2 separate regions of the Mus musculus genome follow, and region 2 is linked to region 1. A link is a loop called in an ENCODE intact Hi-C map of the cell type or tissue named here. Cell type or tissue: heart. All regions are shown on one strand.

Region 1 (8,000 bases):
CCCTGAGATTCCACCTCACACCAGTCAGAATGGCTAAGATCAAAAATTCAGGTGACAGCAGATGCTGGCGAGGATGTGGAGAAAGAGGAACACTCCTCTATTGTTGGTGGGATTGCAAGCTTGTACATCCACTCTGGAAATCAGTCTGGAGGTTCCTCAGAAAATTGGACATACTACTACCGGAGGATCCCGCAATACCTCTCCTGGGCATATATCCAGAGGTTCCAACTAGTAAGAAAGACACATGCTCCACTATGTTCATAGCAGCCTTATTTATAATAGCCAGAAGGTGGAAAGAACCCAGATGCCCCTCAACAGAGGAATGGATACAAAAAATGTGGTACATTTACACAATGGAGTACTATTAAAAAGAATGAATTTATGAAATTCGTAGGCAAATGGATGGACCTGGAGGGCATCATCCTGAGTGAGGTAACCCAATTGCAAAGGAACTCACACAATATGTACTCACTGATAAGTGGATATTAGCCCAGAAACTTAGAATATCCAATATATAAGATACAATTTGCTAAACACATGAAACTGAAGAAGAACGAAAACCAAAGTGTGGACACTTTGCCCCTTCTTAGAATTGGGAACAAAACCCTTCCTTTCTTCAGCAGCCCTTGTCAGGTATTTTGTCTAGGCAGCAAGAGCAGTAACTAACATAAGTTATTGAATCTTGCTGCTACTGTTCTTTGTGTTTAGAATTTTATGCATGGAGTTCCATGTGTGTCTCTGAACAAGATCATACTTTCCCAAACTCTGTGAACAGAGCCAACCATGTAGTGAGGATTAACCTTAGCTGCCTATGAGAAGTAACCTAATCTAAGAATAGATTCAAGTAGAGCACTCCTACAAACAACACAGTTAAGACCATCTTTACACTCTGCCCATAGCAACACACTCCTAGCATAATCTTTAGCTTCTTCCCAATCTGCCCATCAGCTTTGGCAAAGACTATCTTCATCCTACAAGGTGAAATTCTTGCCAGTTATGGTAAGATTTGCCTTAGATACAAAGATAGACATGCGCCACCTAGTGTCCGGATGTCAGAAGTGTGGGTCAGCCATGCCTCAGCTGGCAAACCATTTGTTACCACTCAGAGCTGTGCTTAAACTTGTCCTTTGAGTGACAATGAACTGCAGACATAAGGTTTTCTAACTTCCTGTAAGACGTTGAAATACAAGTTTAGGTCCAGGAGGCTTCGTGTTTGTCCCTCTCTTCCCTAAGTGGCAGTTTGGCTCAAGGTTATCCCTGATCCTTTTTGGTCTCGCTTTCTTCCCTCTTTCACAGTTCACCCTTAGAGCCTGTACCCTATCTTCCACAACTTGGAAATATGTGTGCTTTCTACCCCCACATGTGCAGAAGAAACTGGGGACAAGTGGCTAACTGCCTGCCTATTAGCACACCAAAGCATATGCTGGCCTCTAGGCTCTCAGCCCTTCTCACCCAGACCCCTACCCTAAAGTTTCCAGCTTCTCATTCCTGTAGAACCTGACATTTTGGCCATGCACCCCACTGCTGTTTGTTCTCTCTTCTCTCTTCTCTCTTCTCTCCTCCTCCTCCACCTCCTGCTCCTCCTTCTCTTCCTCCTCCTTCTTCTCTCAATCTCCCTCTCCCTCCACCTCCCTCTCCCTCCCTCCCCCTTCCCTCTCCCTTCCTTCCCCCCCCTTTCTCTCTCCTGGTCCTCTTTGCTCTTGGACTGTATGCCCACTCTCTCTTCCCCCTCTCTTTCTTGGTCTTTTTTCTTGTGGCCCCCACCCCAGCACCTCCTCTCCTGTTCTGACCCATTCTCTTGGCCATGCTTAGTCTACCAGTTTCTCTCCCTCTCTGGCCTCTTCCAGATGCCTCTGTGAACTCTCCCTCAGATCCACTATAAAAACCTTCTCTACCATGCCACGCAGCAGTCATGGCCTCATTTTAACCAGCGATTTCTTCAGAAAGGATGTCCTACAAGAACAGATGTGAGGTTAGGAAAGATGGCTCACTCAGTAAAAGCGCTTGCAGCACAAGCCTGAGGACCTGAGTTCAGATCCCACCACCCATAAACATAAACATCCAGTGTGCTGTGGCTCAGATCTGTAACTCCAGCACTGGGAAAGCCGCATGGCTGAGTTAGTTAAAAAGACAGATGGAGCCCTTGGGCATGTTGACTGCTAGGTTAGCTGTATCCATGAACTCCATGCTCAAAGACCTCATCTAGAAGAATAATGTGGAAAGTGGTTGAGGAAACAACCTGTCATCAATCTCCAGCCTCCATATACACTCACACACAAGACGGGCATACCCTCTGTACTGGCTAGTTTTGTGTCAACTTGACACTGCTGGAGTTATCACGGAGAAAGGAGCTTCAGTTGAGGAAATGCCTCCATGAGATCCAACTGTAAGGCATTTTCTCAATTAGTGATCATGGGGGAAAAGGCCCCTTGTGGGTGGGACCATCTCTGGGCTGGTAGTCTTGGTTCTATAAGAGAGCAGGATGAGCAAGCCAGGGGAAGCAAGCCAGTAAGGAACATCCCTCCATGGTCTCTGCATCAGCTCCTGCTCCCTGACCTGCTTGAGTTCCAGTCCTGACTTCCTTGGTGATGAACAGCAGTATGGAAGTGTAAGCCGAATAAACCCTTTCCTCCCCAACTTGTTTCTTAGTCATGATGTTTGTGCAGGAATAGAAACCCTGACTAAGACACCCTCCCTCGGGGGCACACCTGTATATACCACACAGACAAACACACACAGTGAGAAAGGGGCCAGAAAGAGATATTTTGAAAGTGGTTAGGTCATTTCTATCATAGCCAAGAAATACTGTTCATGGAGAGTTTTTAATTTCTTTAAGACTCACTTAATTACTGAATCTCAAATTCACATAAAGTGCCGAGTTTTAGATTAAAGATCTGCACAGGAAAACATTTTGAGTTTTTTAAGCACTGTACCCACATTTACAAGAGCTATAGTCTTGTAGGTTGAAAAGGAATTGCTGTATTGAAAGCAGAAGTATAAACACAGTATATTAAGCTACAGCATCTTATTTAGTTATTTGATTCTTTGATACTTTCATACATATTTAGAATACATTCTGATCACATTCATCCGTCCAATCTCCGCTATCTTCCTTCCACCAAGTGTCCGTCCCATTTCCATGTCTTCTTGTCTTGATTTGGTTTTTATTTTGTGGACTATGGGGTTTAACAAGGACCACGCTTATAAGCCTAGGTGTGCAGCTGTCTACTGGAGCTTGAGTAAGTCACCATTGTCCACACAGATAACGACACAGACTGCTCTCTCGCCCTTGACTGCCTTTAGCTCCCTTATGAGTACAATGCCCAATGAGCTCCTTGCCTATCTGTAATGATAACTGAATGTTTACAGACTCTGTCTTGTGCAGGTACTTGGCAGAAATTTCAATTGTGTGAGTACTACAGCCAAGTCATGCCCACAGACAACTGGTCATGGCTCTCCTCCCTGCCCATTAGCGCTTACCACCACCCCCACCCCCACTTCTGAGATATTCTCTTAGCGTTTAGGGGTGGTGGTGGCATGGGTGCCCTACTTAATGGTGAACACTCAACAGTCACTTGTTACTTATTTATTTATTTATTTAGTTAGTTAGTTATATGTGGTGTGTGTGAGGCAATGACCACCATAAATGTCTGCTATTTTTGGAGATTATAATTTAATTACAACATTTCTCCCTTTCCTTCACATCCCTTCCTCCAGGCTCTCTGATCCATACACCCTTCCCTACCTCCTATTCTCCTTCAAATTCATGACTTCTTTTTTGTTTAAACAAATTTATTTTTTAGTTTAAATGAACTAATTTATTTTAACTTACTATGTAGCTTATTCTTAATTTAATTTAACTAATTTGTTATGACAAGGCCTCTTGCTTTGATGCGGGGCTCACTGATTTTGCTAGACTAGCTGTCCTGTTTCACCCTCACCATGGTTAGGTTCATAAGCACTGATACCATGTCTGGTTGTTTAAATATGGGTTCTGAGGTCTTCATCCTTGTACTGACAACCCCTTTACCAACAAGCCTGTGTGTGTGTGTGTGTGTGTGTGTGTGTGTGTGTGTGTGTGTGTCCAAATCTGTCCTCTGGTTTTGCATGCCTGTGCAGTGTGCATGGGTATATTGAAACACAGGGAACTAGACACAAGAGACAGAACAAACAACAAAAAGGAGACATACATATATCTTAAAGGAAAATAAAAATAAAAGTCATCTATAGAGATCCTAAATTTCTCTTTAACATCCTCAAGATTGTAGCCTCTATCACATATACGTTATTCTTATTCTGAAGGAAGCACTAAATTTACTTCTGTGGTCCTCTTTTTATTTAAGAAATATTCCATTCTACTCTTTATATCTTCAAGATAGATAGCCTTAGACAGACACTAGGAAAGTAAGAACTTTTGGAGCCATGTGTGACTACCCTTAAATTATTTCCTATAATTAGAATAACCACGAGGCTGTAAAGCAAGTGTTTGTCTCAACAGCAGAAGCCATGGAATAGCCATGGTAATGTTTGCTGTGTGAGGGAATGGCTTCCTGCCATGGCCCGATGGCGGTTAACCAATGACAGTCAGAACACTGGGGACACAGTGAGTAAGGGAAAGTACAGGCAGTGCAAACACAAGGACCTGAGTTTCATCCCTGGATTCTACGCTTAAAACAGAAACAGAAACAAAAAGGCACTGTGGTGACCAGGTGCCTGTGATCCCAGCTCCTGAGATGTGCATGTGTACACTCAAACTCGGGGTGGGGGTGGGAGGGGTTACAAGAGAAAGAACACACAACAAAAACAATGTGAGGGCAGTTGAGAACCAGAGTGACATTTACACAACCATGGGGGTGGGGGGGACAAATATCAGAGAAGTCCACCATATAACAGCTCCATCTCTACTGAGGGAACACAATGTGTGAAAATGGTCCACCACACCATTGGTTCTTGGTTTTGTTTGGTTTTAGTTGTTGTTTTGTTTTTTGTTTCATGAATACCAGGTTTCAAGGAGCTTCAAGCAAAAGAGGGATGAGAAGGAGAGAGGGAGGGAAAGAGGGAAGGAAAGAGGGAGGGAGGGAGGGAGGGAAGGAGGGAGGGAGGGAGGGAGGGAGGGAGGGAGGGAGGGAGGGAGGGAGGGAGGGAGGGAGGAAAGAAATCCAATGAACACTTTTAATACCAAGGAGGAATTAAAGGTCTATTGCTCCAAGTGAAGCTCAAAGACTTGCTGTGAAACTTTTCAGGGGGCTGTGGGAGGGTTAATGAATTGAAATCAGAATTGCTTCTGAGTCCTGACAGGTTCCCCTGACCCCAATACCCAATACAGCTAAACACACAGTTCATAGTGAAAAGCAGAATAGAAGCATTGCAAAGTGTGGCCTAGGAAAAGGAGAACAAAGAGATCCAGTGGCCTCCTGAGTCCATCTCTGGAGTCCTGACTTAAGGTCTAGGTTTAAACACAGGGTGCAGGGCTGTAGAGATGGCTCAGTGGCTAAGAGCAGTACTGTTCTTTCAGAAGCCTGGGGTTGGTTTCCCAGTACCCATTTTGGCTCATAACCATCACAACTCCAGTTGCAGGGAATCCAATGCCCTCTTTCAGCCTCCTTGGTACCAGGCATACCATACATTGCCCTTACATGCATGCGGTTAAAACACATATAAAAATAAACACATGTAAATGATGCAAATAATACATACACAGACACATACATAGAGAATACGAGTTTGAGAGGTTTGCACAGCTAAGCAATCCTAGTCAAGATGTGGTCCCATCCATGACTGACGTTGCACTGTCTCAGCTCGTCTCTCCTACAAGGGGTTCTAACAAGCTGCCATAACTCCATAACATCCCCTCCTGAGGATAATCCAGTTCCTTGGGGTTGAATTTCAGGACTCTGACAGCCACAGAGATGGACATCAGTTCAGTTTTAGAGCAGCCCCATTCCTGCCAGGATAGCTAGTGTGTGTGTGTGTGTGTGTGTGTGTACATGTATGTGTTTGAACTCTACTACCTCTGTTTGTACACACAGCAGAATATAGAGTCCAAGTCATGTTTACTGAAGGCTCCAAACTCTATCTGGCTTCACAGGAATCCAAGATTTCTTGGCTTCCCCATTACAAGAAGCAATGGAGAAGCCCCATAGGAAGCCAAGGAAAAACATTTAACTTGATGGGGTCCTTGAGCATCTTGGAAAACCTAACAATTAGACCTCATTACCATGAAAGGTTACAGATCAAAACTACTTAAGGACAACCTTATATTTTGACTGTGATAAAACTTCTGATTAAAACCTTTTGCAGGCTGAGGGGACAGCTCAGTGGGTAAAGTATTTGTTGTGCAAGCATGAGGACTTGACTTTACTCCCAAGAACATACATTTAAAATAAAAACTGGTCATGATGGTAGGTTTATAATCCCAATGTTGGGCAGACAGACAGGCAGATCCCAGGGACTCACTGCATGTGGCCAGCCAGTGTAGCTTTCCTAGTGAGCACCAGGCCAATGGAAGACCCTGTCTCAAACACAAGGTGGATGGCACCTGAGGAATGAGAGCTGAGGCTGACCTCTGTGCACCTATGAATACACAAGAGCACCTGTACACATACAAACACATGCGACAAACACTTCACATGAAGCTCTCAGGTGCATGGCTTCTCTTGGGGACTTTTACAGTGATATCGAACATATTCTTAAGACCGACCGCAAGCAGTGGACCAGAGCTTCTCTCTGGTTATTGTTTATTCGGATGCCTTCCACTTTCGTATTGACATGCATTCTGGTTTCAAAGGAACTTCCCCTTTCTTTTCTCAGTTGCCTGAACCTTTTAGCTTTAACTTCTATTTTCTCTGTCAAGCAGTGTTACATCAGATGAATTCCAATTCAAATCACCTATTGTTTGCACTCAGCCTTGTAATCTGACGAAAAACCTTTTTCTGGTATTTCTAGACAAGGTAATTTATCTGTTTTATAAGTTTGGATTCTCTCAAAACTTAAGAACCTTAAATATGAGCCTGTCTCAGTTAAGAAGAAACGTGCGCATCAGGTGAACCTTTCCTTAAGCTCCAACTGGGCTAAGGAGACAGAAGCAAAAGAAGTGAGGCTCAGCAGGATAGGACAGAGATTCCAACCGCCCCCCAACACACGCACGCACACACACACACAAGAAGTTGATTTTCAAAGGGCTCTTTGTTAGAACGCCACTATGGAGAAACAAGGAAAGTTTCTTTTGGAAGCAGAGACGGATCTCTCCATCATTTATACATGATCCTTCTCAAACATCTGTAGTGTGCTAACTTCAAAACCTAAGGAGTCCAACTGAGTGTTGTGTGCAATGCAATATATATATATATTTGGGGCTGGGAGATCACATGCACAATTTCTCAAGTTCATTCTTAAAAAAAAATAATGTCATGTGTGGTAGGATTTAGTGAGGATGTGCTTGCAATTCCTGGGGTTCACTGGCAAGCTAGCCTAGCCTATTCAGTGAGGTCTGGCCCAGTAAGACATGCTGTCTGAAAAGATAAAGTGAATAGCACATGAGGAGCAACATGTGACATTGACCTCCTGCCTTCAAATGTGAACACCTATACAGGGACATGAGCACACAGACCCATGTTAACACACATCTATACAGGTACATGAACGCACAGACCCATGTGAACACACACCTATATGCACAAGCACAAGGTTTTTTTTTTTTTTTTTTTTTTGTTTTTTTTTTAAGTTCTTCCTTCAAATTGTTGCCTTGTTTCAACTGTCAAACACTAAAACTGGTCACCAGAAGAGGGCAGATAGTGGGAGGAAGCCCTGAAGTCTCAATCCAATGCTGACCTGGGAGACTTGCGATCCTTGATGCAATACCTACTTCTGGGCACCTGACTCGCTTCCTTAACTGCTCTGGGTTGATTATTCAATTGGATAATAATTGGGAGCCAGGAAGACACGGTTTTGTATTTTTGATATGAAATAGTATAGATACCATAGAGTAAGGTCCCAAAACT
Region 2 (8,000 bases), 800 kb before region 1:
TTAAATGTATTTGATCAGCGAGCTCTTGTTCTTTTGCTGTCTTGTGCAGAGATATTTCCATCCCAGAGAACATGGCTTAGAAAAAACGCTGACTTAGTGATTGACAAAAAGCCGGATGTCTTTCTGTTGTGTGTGTCATTTGAGGTTTTGACAGTAGGAATGCTTCTCCTCCTGAGATAATGAGGACTCTGAAGAGACAATCCATTTCTATAGCTCTCTCAGCAGGCGTGGAGTGCTCTGCAAAGCAACTTTCAGCCCCTAATATGTACAAAGCATCTTCAGTTTGCAGTAAAATACCATGTAGCATAATACTGGTAAGCAGTCCAAAAGTAACATCTCCGATCCTTTTCAAATCGACTCAAAACAGCTGAAGCAGCTTCCCAATTAAGGCCAAAATGTCTGGGAGGGCATCGGGTTGTTAGAAGCAGAAGGGAGCTTTATAAAAGTCCCAGCTACCGGTCATTGAGAATGAGGCTCCCTTTGCTGCTGGGATTCTGTGCACATTTGTTTTGAAACGGGAATTAGAATTAATTGAGTCTGAAGTGTTACGTGGGGATGTACCTTTTCCTAAATGTAAAAAACATAGGCTAGATAATTCAGTCAGAAATGGAAAAATCATTGTCCCATTGCCCTTAAACTAGAAGGCTGGCTAATTTAAATAATACAGAGCCCAGAGAGAGGTCATTGGCAATCCTGGAGCACACAGAATGAGCCTCTGCTCTGGGTTTCCCACTGGTACCCATTAAATCTGGATTGATGGCTCAGTGGGTAAAGGTACTTGCCACCAAACTCTGATGCCCTCCCTCAGTTTGAGCTCTTAGGACCCACACGAGAGGAAAACAGTCTCCCACAGGCTGTCCCCTGACTGTCAGAAGTGTGCTGCGATAAGCACGTCCACACACATAGCCTCACACAATTAATCGTAAAATTAAATCTTAAAGACGACTTGGAATATTCACGGGAGAGCAAGAGATAAAGGTGAAGGTTATTTATTTATTTATTTATTTATTGGCAGATGACCTCTCATGTGTAATTAGGGAAAGGAGGGGAGAGAGACACACAGGGAGAGATAAACAGAAAGATAGACAGAAACCTTGAGTTACCTCTGACTCACTAGGCATCTTTTCTATTATAAATAACATTACCCACCTCTCAGTTCTGCTTGCTCAATGGCTCTGGTAAATGTTCTTTGAAATCTACCTGTACAAATATTATGTGTATACTAAATAACAGCTCTTGCGTTGAGAAAGGTAATTAAATCCAACACATCTGTGTAGGGGGAACACGTATCAGAGAAGCTTCGGGGAGTCCCTCAGTGAATGGCACATGCTTCAGTGTCAAGGGATGGATGCTCTTGGAGATGCACGTTGTACAAAAACATACGAAAACAACAACAGTGAATGGGTTGCAGATGTTGCCTTGGAAGATGATCGAGAAGAGGGGGCATTCTCAGCCATCGTGAAGAAAGAAAGGCTGCATGAAGAACAGTGGTTCTCAACCTTCCTAATACTGTGTCCCTGTAATACTGTCCCTTGTGTTGGAGTGGCCCTCAGGCATAAAAGTATACCCATTGCTACTTCATAACTAATTTTGCTTCTGTTAGGAATCAGTGTTTTCTTACGGTCTCAGCCACCCTTGCAAAGGGGCCGCAGCCCTCAGGTGGAGAACCATTAATCCAGAAGGTGACATTGAGTAGACACTGAAGGTGAAGGTCGGTTTTTGAGAAGTCCAGGGGAGAAGAAAGCAAACAATTTTGTAAAACTGGGCAGGTCTGTGAGATCCTAGGGGCAAGGTGTTTTGGAACTAGATTAACAAAGTGTTAGGAGCTGGGGAGGTTAAAGCTGACTGTCAACTTGAAAGGATTTGGAACCACGGACCTTCGGGGGTGCCTGTGAGGAATGATCCAGTTTGTATGCACTGAGGTGGGGAGAATCACCCCAGCTCTGGGCAGCACCATATTCATGGACTCTGAACTGAATAGAAGAAGAAAGTGAGCTAAGCACAAGCGTTCACCCCTCTGCTTCCTGACTGTGGATGAAGTGTGAGCAGCCGCATCACTCCTGCCACCATGCCTACCCCACCATGGCGGATTGCGCCCTCAAACTAGGAACCAAGATAACCTCTTTGTTGGTCTGGTATTTTCTTACAGCAACACAAAAATAATGGATGTAGAAAGCAATAGAAACTAGTGTTGTAAACTGTGAGTGTTGGTGTCAGCTTGCCTAGGCAGACTTAGATGTAGTATCAAAAGCTTTTTGAAGCTACAGTGGCACCTTGGTTTCTTTCTCGAATTACCCTGCGTACTGCATTCTCTTCTGTTCAGCCAGCAGCTCTGTTCCCTGGTGTCTGTCCTGCGTAACCTGAAGAAACAGCTGTGTCTCAGATGCTATCAATACTGTGAAAGTACAGTATGGGACAAGTGTGCTAGTGCCTTCCTAGAGGTGGCCTGCATCACTGATACAAGCAACAACTCAGTGGCCAAAGCCAGACATGGCCACACCTGGCCTCAGTGGGACAGGAGACATAGCCAGTCTTCAAAGAGGAAGGGGATGTAAAATATATTGAATAATTTGCCCAAAGCCTTGAAGGCAAGAATGAGTGTTTTACACTAATTATTCACAGGGTTACAAGCCACAGAAATTTTCTACAGAAAATCATGTGGTCTGGAGAAACTGAAAACAACACAAACAATAACAACAACAACAACAACAAAAAACAGGCCAAAAAACCAAGGAATGTGTGTGTGCGCGTGTGTTCGCGCACACGTAAAAGAGACAGAGATACAGAGACACAGACAGACAAACAGCACACACACACACACACACACACACACACACACACACACACACACTAGTTTTAATTGTTGGCTCCAGCCCTTCAGAAGATCTTATTCACAAGCCCCAGGAATCTGCAGTTTGAATAGGCAGCCAGATGGATAGTGTTTAGACTGTCTCATCCACAGATCTTAGTTTAAGACCTGGAATTGTGAGATCAGTGGGACTGAAAATGGTGGCTGAGATGGGGTAGTGACTGAGGACCCAGCTGGTCACTTAGAGTGCAGGAACTGAGGGCCGTGGGTTATAGGGGCAGCAGCCTGGGGACACTGCAAGAGGAACAGAGGTGGGTTTCTGGAGGGATTCTGGTACAAACAGCCAAGCAGCAGGGCAGCGAAGGGCGCAAATGCCAGCAGCTGAGATTAAGAACGTCACAGGATGGTCTTGCTCAAGCAAATAGCTTTCCACCCATGCTCACACAGTCAGCTCTAATTAAATGCAGTGGGGCACGGCAGCAACAAAAGGAACATGAAAGTCAGTTGGAGGAGGGCTGGACTGGAAAGATGGCTTAGCAGCTAAGAGCGCTTGCTCTACACACACACACACACACACACACACACACACACACACACACACACACACACACCCCTTTCCAAGGCTGGAGAGGGAACACTGAGATCTTTAGCAAAAGACAGCCCTCTTCATAGGGCTTGACAGTCCCACTAAAACTTGCTTGCCTTTGGCCAGCAGGGGGCGCTATGGCAGCACGGATGCTGATGGTTGACTAAACTGCAGAATCCTGCAGGCTGGGATTATTAGCCCGACCCACAGCACAGCATTTTGAGCGCTTCATTTATTACTTTTATAGCCATGAACCTTCAGAGGAGGAACTTTTAAGGTTTCTTTTTAATTATTAAGGCATCTAGGTTTTTTCTGAAGTGCCAATTCCGATAGTCAAAAAGAAATTAATTTCACAGAGTTTAAGGGAATTATTGCCCGTTTATTGACTTCCCTTGAGGCATATAGTGGCGATTAGGAAAGTGAGGAGAAAAACCAGGAAGAGAAAAGTGCATGGTGGCCACGGCAGGAAGGAGGACTACTGTGTCACCCTGGGACCCTTCCTGTTGCATTTTTCATATTTTTATACATCTTTACTTATTAAAAACTTTTAAGATAAAAAAAAATGCTTAGGTATGTGTATCTGCCTGCGAAAGTCAGAAGAGAGTATCAAAAAACGCTGGAGCTAGAGGAAGTGGCAGTTGTGTGGAGCCCAAAGTGGGTGCTGGGAATTGAATCCAAGTCCTCTGCAAGAGCAACAGCTGCTCCAGTCTGGTGTGTGTGTGTGTGTGTGTGTGTGCGCGCACACACACACACACATACACACACACACACCCATGTGGAGATCAGAAGTCAATTTTCAGAGTCAGTTCTTTCCTTCTACCGAGTAGGTCTTTCAGGTTTAGCAACAAGTGCCTTTATACTCACTGGGCCACCCTGCCAGCCTCTGCACGTTGTGGTTTGCTGCCCAGGTGATTTCTAGAGGGAGTGTGTCCCTTCACTTTTGTACCCGTAATAATGCATGGTAGTTATTTCTCAACACCTCTGAAAACATGTGTATCACTAATCTTTTTAACATTTGCCGTTCTGAGAGGGAATTACAGAAGTTGGGAGTAGTTTAAACTGGCATCTCACTCCTGGGAGGATAACACTCTTTCTTCCTTAAATTTTATTTGTATGGTTAGGGATGAAGCTCAGGTGGTAGCACGCTCGCTCGCTTAGCACACATAGAACCCTGATCTGTGTGGAGGCCAAAGGGAAATCTCACACATATTCCTCAGGTAGCATTCACCTCATTCTTTTTTTGTTTCTTTTGTTTTGCTTTTTATTAACAGCATTTTAAAAAATATTTTTTATTACGTATTTTCCTCAATTACATTTCCAATGCTATCCCAAAAGTCCCCCATACTCTCCCCCCCACTCCCCTACCCACCCATTCCCACTTTTTGGCCCTGGCATTCCCCTGTACTGGGGCATATAAAGTTTGCGTATCCAATGGGCCTCTCTTTCCAGTGATGGCCGACTAGGCCATCTTTTGATACATATGCAGCTAGAGTCAAGAGCTCCGGGGTACTGGTTAGTTCATAATGTTGTTGTACCTACAGGGTTGCAGATCTCTTTAGCTCCTTGGGTACTTTCTCTAGCTCCTCCATTGGGGGCCCTGTGATCCATCCAATAGCTGACTGTGAGCATCCACGTATGTGTTTGCTAGGCCCCAGCCTAGTCTAACAAGAGACAGCTATATCAGGGTCCTTTCAGCAAATGCTTGCGAGTGTATGCAATGGTGTCAGCGTTTGGAAGCTGATTATGGGATGGATCCCTGGATATGACAGTCTCTAGATGGTCCATCCTTTTGTCTCAGCTCCAAACTTTGTCTCTGTAACTCCTTCCATGGGTGATTGTTTCCAATTCTAAGAAGAGGCAAAGTGTCCACACTTTGGTCTTCGTTCTTCTTCAGTTTCATGTGTTTTGCAAATTGTCTTATATCTTGGGTATACTAAGTTTCTGGGCTAATATCCACTTATCAGTGAGAACATATCATTTGAGTTCTTTTGTGATTGTGTTACCTCACTCAGGATGATGCCCTCCAGGTCCAACCATTTGCCTAGGAATTTCATAAATTCATTCCTTTTAATAGCTGAGTAGTATCCATTGTGTAAATGTACCACATTTTTTTTGTGTCCATTCCTCTGTTGAAGAGCATCTGTGTTCTTTCCAGCTTCTGGCTATTATAAATAAGGCTGCTATGAACATAGTGGAGCATGTATTAACAATATTTTTATTAGATATTTTCTTAATTTACATTTCAAATGCTATCCCGAAAGTCACCTATACCCTCCCCCCACCCACCTACTCCTGCTTCCTGGCTCTGGCATTCCCCTGTACTGGGGCATACAATCTTCACAAGACCAAGGGCATCTCCTCCCATTGATGGCCGACTAGGTCATCCTCTGCTACATGCACAACTAGAGACACAACACTGGGGGTACTGATTATTTCATATTGCTGTTCCACCTATAGGGTTGCAGATCCCTTTAGCTCCTTGGGTACTTTCTCTAGCTCCTCCATTGGGGGCCCTGAGTTCCATCCAATAGATGACTGTGAGCATCCACTTATGTGTTTGCCAGGCACTGGCATACATTCCCCTCATTCTTATGAGAAGGCATCTCTCACTGACTCTAGACTTACCTAATAGTCTAGGCTAGCCAGTCAGCAAGACTCAGGAATCCTCCTGTGTCCACCCCCTCAGCTGACATGCCTTTTTTTAAAATGTGAGTTCTGGTGGATTTAGTTCAGGTCTTCTGCATGCAAGGCAAGCACGTTACTGACTGAGCCATCTCCTCAGCCAGACTTTATTTTTCATTAGGATATCCCAGCATGCTGAAGTGGCATATCATTGTGATTCTTGATTTCTGTTGTTCTTCTGTGCCTAGGATGGTTTAATTTTAAGTGCTGTCTTGATTGGGCCACTAGATCCATAGATAGGTGGTTAAATGTTCCTTTCTGGGTGTGTCTGTGAGGGTGTTCCCAGATAGGGGAACACCAGAATAAGTGGATGGAAGGAATAAAGGATTCTCGAGGGTATGTGAGGTCATCTAGTTTATTGAAGGCTTAGATAGAGTCTAAAAGCAGAGGGGGCTTGAGCTAGTTCTGCTTGACCCCTTGAGCAAGGGCTTCCTGATTCCCGGGAGAGGTTCCCACACCATCAGCTCTCTGACTCTCAGGAGTTCACACTGTGCTGACTCCAGCCTCTGAATCTCCAGTTTGCTCATAGTTCATCATGGAACTCAGCCTTCATCTTCAGCAATCGGGGAAGTGAGCAGACAGGCCCCACTGGTCCTGTTCCTCTAGAACCCCAGCTAATATGACAGTGATTATGTCTGAATGTGACATGTCTCCCATAATACTCAGCATTTGACCACTCATCTCCAGGTAGTGACACTGCTCTGAAAGGCTCTAGAATCTTCAGGTGGTAGAACCTTCCTGGAGGAAGTGAGTCACTTGAGTTTTATAGCCTAGACCTACCTTCTGTCTTAAGATGCAATATGACCAGCCAGGTTCCTGTGCCCGTGGCTGTTGTTGTGACATTCTCACTACAAGGGAATTATTTTAGACATAAAGTTCAGGGCTGATGGTCCATCTACTGTCAGGGGCCTTGAGGTCTGTGTTTGCATTTCTCTAATGACCCTGAATGCTAAGTATTTTTTTTTCCTGAGCATATAGGCTATTTCTATGTAATTCTAGGAGAAACACTGACTGAAGTTCTTTGATCATTCCTAAATTCAGTTATCTTTTAGTTGTTGAGTTGTGGCACTTCTTTGTATATCCTGGGCACTTGTCTCCCCGTACGTGCAGGATTTAATTCATAGAGACGACTGGATGATAAGAAGCCAGTGCCTTCAAAGTGGGGAGGGGACACACCACATCACAGGGCCACAAGGGGCATGGAGCACCAGGCTGGGAGAGAGGACTAGGTAGGAAGCAGAGGACTCTGCAAGCAAAGTAGGGCAGGACAGAGCAAACAGCCAAGGAGAAGCCATCTTGAGTAACACCACTGGACATCAGGCTGGCCTGATAGCTGATACCCTAGGATGATTTAGAGTGATATTGGCTTAGGCAGTGCTATGAGAAGGTGAACAGTGGGCCAGCCTTTGGTCTGCACTTGAAGGGAGTTCCTGGGAAGCTGAGCGGCAAGGGCTGTATGCATTCTTTGGCTGCTAGCTCAATCTGACTCGTGGCTACAGAGTAGATGGGCAGACTCTAAGAAAGCACGGAGCAGTGCTGTTGTGGTTCCACTATGGTGCCGTGAGTAACAACCTGAGCAAATGCAGCTCAGAGGCACGAAGCAGTGCCCTGGCATCTGTTGTGGTTCCACTATGGTGCCGTGAGTAACAACCTGAGCAAATGCAGCTCAGAGGAGGAAAAGAGACTCTTCCAGCTTGCAATTCCAGACCACAGTCCATCGTTGTGAGGACTCGAGGCCAGAATTCAAGGCACAAACTTGAAGGCAGGCCTGCTTGCTTTTCCATACAACACTACCTTGGAAAAGAAACTCACGGCACAGCAAAAGCCATCCAGTAGGAACTGTGGAGGATGCTGGATACGAGCTGGCTCTTCAGGCCAGCGTATTCTCAACCAGCTTTCACGTAGAATTCAAAATCATCTGCC

The links. A loop is a pair of places that touch in the nucleus more often than their neighbours do. Peaks named below come from ENCODE experiments on the same cell type or tissue, not always from the same donor. Only the 100,000 strongest peaks of a DNase experiment are listed, where the experiment ranks them.
Region 2: it touches region 1 in a loop (6-fold over the local background); 10 of 42 quality-filtered maps call a loop at or near these places.

The regions. Positions count from the first base shown.
Region 1 is chr1:126,407,048-126,415,047 of GRCm38, forward strand. All of the region lies in intron 4 of Nckap5 (NCK-associated protein 5), which reads right to left. Among named protein-coding and RNA genes, the nearest start is that of Gm35562, 370 kb to the left of the region's middle. In heart, a CTCF peak has its summit at 1,048 (motif pointing left); a DNase peak (open chromatin) is centred at 4,564.
Region 2 is chr1:125,604,092-125,612,091 of GRCm38, forward strand. No RefSeq gene overlaps it. Among named protein-coding and RNA genes, the nearest start is that of Slc35f5, 47 kb to the left of the region's middle. In heart, a CTCF peak has its summit at 3,531 (motif pointing right); a DNase peak (open chromatin) is centred at 3,520.